2 separate regions of the Homo sapiens genome follow, and region 2 is linked to region 1. A link is an interaction called in ENCODE POLR2A ChIA-PET data of the cell type or tissue named here. Cell type or tissue: CD4-positive, alpha-beta T cell. All regions are shown on one strand.

Region 1 (2,500 bases):
TGAAGCCCCGTTTCTACTAAAAATACAAAAAATGAGCCAGGCATAGTGGCACACACCTGTGGTCCCAGCTACTCAGGAGACTGAGACAAGAGGATTGCTAGAGCCTGGGAGGCAGAGGTTGCAGGGAGCTGAGATCACGCCACTGCACTCCAGCATGGGTGACAGGGTGAGACCCTGTCTCAAAAAAAAAAATTATATTTTCTATCCTCTTCCCCTTTTTGTTATGTGTTTTACAGTCTTTTCTCCATGTCTAATCTAAGAAACTTATATATTCATTGTATATATATCTACTGGTTGTCAGCATTGAACCTTGCCTGTGCCCTAGCATGTTGCAGAATGACTGACTTGACTTTATTTTGAGAATAAGTTCAAAATTTATTCTTTTTTTATCAGTTGACTAGGGACCTTATCTGTTGTTGCATTTATTATCTCTAAAATACCATCTTCTTTTTCTTTTTATTTTTTTTGAGATAGAGTCTCACTCTGTTGCCCAGGCTGGAGTGCAGTGGTGCAATCTTGGCTCTCTGCTACCTCCACCTCCCAGGTTCAAGCAATTCTCCTGCCTCAGCCTCCCGAGTAGCTGGGATTACAGTCACGCGCCACCACACCCAGCTAATTTTGTATATTTTTGGTAGAGACGGGGTTTCACCATGCTAGCCAGACTGGTCTCAAACTCCTGACCTCAAGTGATCCACTGGCCTTGGCCTCCCAAAGTGCTGGGATTACAGGCCTGAGCCACCTCACCCAGCCTACCATCTTATTTTTAGATGGAGACTTCTGGACATTGGTATAAAATCTGGATGGTTCCAGTCCTGACCTTTTCTTCATGTTTAATCTCACCTTCCTAACACTTCCACCACGTTGAAAAAGCGTAGCTCCATATGATCTTACTGCCCTTCGTTCAGTCAAGCGAGACACTGACATTGTGTAGATTCTGGGTCTCACATTTGCTTTGTTTTTATCTGGAGCTTTACTGGAAACTAAATGCTATTGCGTACTAGCTGCAGAAGCAGGAGGGGAAGTTGGCAAGAATTCGCTGCTTTCTGTTTGGTCTGTCTGAGGCAGCTGACCTTTTGGAAGGAAATCGCTGCTCTTCGCTTCTTCCGGTAACAGTGCCGCCTGTGAAAGAACACATACACAGAAGGGCTCTGCCGTTATCCTGGCTGATGCCTTGCAGCATAAGCTGTTAGTTAAGAGGTGGGAGCCTTTCAGTGCATCTGTTGTGTGCTGTAGGAGCATGCACTCAAGTTCCTACACCATGCTAAGTTGTGTGTAGATCTACTATTAGAGGTATAGTGAGAGACGGTCTGTTACCAGAAAAAGTAGGTTGCTTTAGCAAAAGTAATTGCATTTTATTTACTCCCACTATGAGTGCTGTAGTAAATGTGGACAATTATTTTGTGCACAATTTTAGTTCATCTTAATGTTAAATGTCCTGGTAATTGCTTTTTATACCTGGATAACCGTTGTTGTTTTTTTTTTTTCCCCAGCAGGACAAACATTTTGATTTGCTAAGACATGAGCTCTTATTAAATGTCATTTCTTCTCAGAATTAGAATAAGATTTTTTTTTTTTTTTTTTTTTTTGGACAAGATCTTACAATGTCACCCAGGCTGGAGTGCAGCGACACAATCACGGCTCACAGCAGCCTCAAACTCCTGGGCTTAAGCAGTTCTTCTGCCTGTCTCCTGAGTAGCTAGAACTACAGGCATGCGCCACCACACTGGGCTAATTTGTAAATTTTTTGTAGAGATGGAGTCTCACTATGTCGCCTAGGCTTGTTTCAAACTCCTGGCCTAATCAGTCTTCCCATCTCGGCCTCCCAGAGTGCTGGGTTTACAGGCATGAGCCACTGTGCCTGGCCCAGAATTATCTTCTTCTTTTTCTCATACATTTTTTTTTTTTTTAGAGAATGAGTCTGGCTCTGTCATCCATCTGGCATGCAGTGGCGCAATCATAGTTCACTGCAGCTACTAACTCCTAGGCTCAAGTGATTCTCCCACCTCATCCTCCCAAGTAACTAAGACTACAGGTGTGCGCCACCACACGCTACTACTTTTTGTTTTGCTTTCTTTGTAAAGACAGAGCCTTGATATGTTGCCCAAGCTGGTCTTGAACTCCTGAGCTCAGGTGATCCTCCTGCCTCAGCCTCCCAAAGTGCTGAGATTACAGGTGTGAGCCACTACACCTGGCCAAGATTTAGCTTCTTAACAAACCTGCTACTCGTTGGATCCACTTTTTCTGCAGGACTTGTTTTACTTAAACACAGGTAGTAGGACACCCCACAACTTGGGATTATTTTTGGAAAGCTGTAGTTGGGTTTCATATCACCCAGTAAGCAAACAAGGGAACTAACCAGCTGATGAAGCGTTTCTCTCTTAAAAGAGGAGATTTCAGTTTTGTATTGTTTTAACTAAAACATATTCAGTTCAGTTTTTATTTTGTTATTTGAAATGACATATTCAAGTTATGTCTAAGTAAAAATGAAACATTTTAATTC
Region 2 (2,500 bases), 160 kb before region 1:
TAGTTGGGTAACAGAGAGCTGGAGGTGGCTTGGTGCCCAGCAGAGCTGATGCCCAGATGAGAGAAGAGGTGGAGCCAGCATTCCCTCTTTGTCCCTGCTAATGCTATTGACAAGAAGGGAAGGAAGTTGGGAGAGGGTGTTCCTAGTTTTCAGTGTAAACCAGGAAACTCTGGGGGGATGTTGATGGGAGGGAAGAGGAAAGAGGTTGGGGGCTGGGGAAGGAATTTCTGTAGCAGGTGGTGCAGAGATACCGAGCAGCCTATGTATAGGGGTGTGTGTGTGTGGTGTCAGTGAGAGGACTCAGTTTATGTTGCCTTAATTTCTTAGGGGACAGGATTTTTCTTATAATTCTGGGAAATGGTCTTCAGAAAACCCTTTAGAAAAGCGACTATCTCTCGTTCCTTCATTTGAAGTCACTAAAGGGAGTCTGGGCCAAAGAGATCCTATTGATGATCTTGGTCTGCCCTTTCCCTTTCTGTGCTCAGCCTCCCCTGCTCTCTGATGAGGGTGGAGGTGGGGGAGGGAGTGATCCAGAGATTCTGAAATGTTGGCCAGAGTCAAGATCTTGGAAAATCTTCCCGGAATGGAAAGCAGTTCTGGTGCTAAGTCCTCCAAGGAGAAGACAGAAAAGCAAAGAACTGGTTCTGAGCTCCAGGGTCATGGGGAATCTGAGACCACCCATCCTACTCCTAGACCCCTGAGCTCAGGCTTTGTGCTGGGGGCAGGGGGTAGGGAAAGCAAGAATTGAAAAGTAATCTCTCTTCTATCCCAAAGTAGGGAAGTCACAACCAGAAGAAATGTCCAGACTGGGGAGAAAACATGTCCGTGGCTCCCAGCCAGCTTCTTCCTCTTTCCAATATCAATTTCTAAATGTGGGGGAGGGGGAGAATGACCACTGGTGGAGCCAAACAGTATGAAGGAGTCAAAGAAGGTGGAGGTGGGGGAGGGTGGACCACAGTTCTCCATCTCTAAGGCTGGTTCTGAAATAGCTTGAGGCCAGGAGCAGTGGCTTATGCCTGTAATCCCAGCACTTTGGGAGGCCAAGGCGGGTGGATCATTTGAGGTCAGGGGTTCGAGACCAATCTGACCAACATGGTGAAACCCCGAGTCTACTAAAAATACAAAAAAATTAGCCAGGTGTGGTGGCGCATGCCTGCAGTCCCAGCTACTCAGGAGGCTGAGGCAGGAGAATTGCTTGAACCTGGGAGGCAGAGGTTGCAGTCAGCAGAGATCGTGTCACTGCACTGCAGCCTGGGCGACAAAGCGAGACTCCATCTCAAAAAAAAAAAAAAAAAGAAATAGCTTGAGTCTAGGAAATGCACTTCCTTTACTTTACCTGCTTGGGTGGGTAGGTGCAGCTGTGGGCTCAAACCCCTACCCGCTTTCAACTTAGACACTCCCACCACTTGCTTTTCGGCCTGGCTCGGGCAGTGTGCGATTTGCGGCACCAGAGGGCGCTCCGCCCATTTCCAAAGTGGAGCTGTGTCTCCCGAGGGCCGTAGTGGTTTAATATCATCTACGGGTGGAAAGGGATCAGGACAGGGTTGGACGACCACAGAGATTTTAGCCCAAGTGCAATTATTACGCAACCCCATCTCCGACCCGAAGTTTGGTCCCCTGCTCCCGCGGTCTGTTTAGTCACCATTCGTTCAACACACATGTTTTTTAGAGAATGGCGGCGCGAGGCCGGGCGCAGTGGCTCACGCCTGTAATCCCAGAACTTTGGGAGGCCGAGGCGGGCGGATCACCTGAGGTCGGGAGTTCGAGACCAGCCTGACCAATATGGAGAAACACCGTCTCTATTAAAGATACAAAATTTAGCCGGCGTGGTGGCGGGCGCCTGTAATCCCAGCTATTCGGGAGGCTGAGGCAGGAGAATTGCTTGAACCCGGGTGGCGGAGGTTGCGGTGAGCCAAGATCGCGCCCACTGCACTCCAGCCTCGGCAACAGATCGAGACTCCGTTTAAAAAAAAAAAAAAAAAAAAAAACAAGGAGAGAGAGAGAGAAAGAATGGCGACGCGGGGTTGGGGGGCCGGAGATGGGTGATATGTTGCCCAGGCTGGTCTCGAACTCCTGGACTCAAGCCATCCTCCTGCCTCGGTCTCCCACAGCGCTAATATTACAGGCGTGAGCCTACACACATTTATTGAGCGCCCGCCAGTTTCCTGGGGACCACGAGCGTCCCATGCTCCCCTCTCTCCAGGATCGTCACCACCCTGACTCAGGCTCGCCCACATCCGCCTCCTCCGACGCCTCTCATGTCCCTTCTCCTCTTCCCTTAGGATGAAGTGAAGCTGCCGGCCAAACTGAGCATCAGCAAATCGCTGAAAGAGTCGGAGGCGCTGCCAGAGAAGGAGGGCGAGGAGCTGGGCGAGGGCGAGCGGCCCGAGGAGGACGCAGCGGCGCTGGAGCTTTCGTCGGACGAGGCGGTGGAGGTTGAGGAGGTTATTGAGGAGTCCCGCGCAGAGCGTATCAAGCGCAGCGGCCTGCGGCGCGTGGA

The links. Peaks named below come from ENCODE experiments on the same cell type or tissue, not always from the same donor. Only the 100,000 strongest peaks of a DNase experiment are listed, where the experiment ranks them.
Region 2: POLR2A ChIA-PET joins it to region 1 with 5 read pairs; 6 of 35 experiments call an interaction of 5 or more read pairs at or near these places.

The regions. Positions count from the first base shown.
Region 1 is chr17:42,247,360-42,249,859 of GRCh38, reverse strand. All of the region lies in intron 1 of STAT5B (signal transducer and activator of transcription 5B), which reads left to right. Among named protein-coding and RNA genes, the nearest start is that of STAT5B, 28 kb to the left of the region's middle. In CD4-positive, alpha-beta T cell, no CTCF peak of the experiment used is centred here; DNase peaks (open chromatin) are centred at 1,069 and 1,979; H3K4me3 peaks cover 1,596 bases; H3K27ac peaks cover 2,500 bases.
Region 2 is chr17:42,405,171-42,407,670 of GRCh38, reverse strand. It overlaps CAVIN1 (caveolae associated protein 1), which reads left to right. Exons shown (of 2, transcript NM_012232.6): 2 at 2,283-2,500. Among named protein-coding and RNA genes, the nearest start is that of CAVIN1, 17 kb to the left of the region's middle. RefSeq lists an enhancer at 1,311-1,360. In CD4-positive, alpha-beta T cell, CTCF peaks have their summits at 1,245 and 1,448 (motif pointing right); a DNase peak (open chromatin) is centred at 1,450.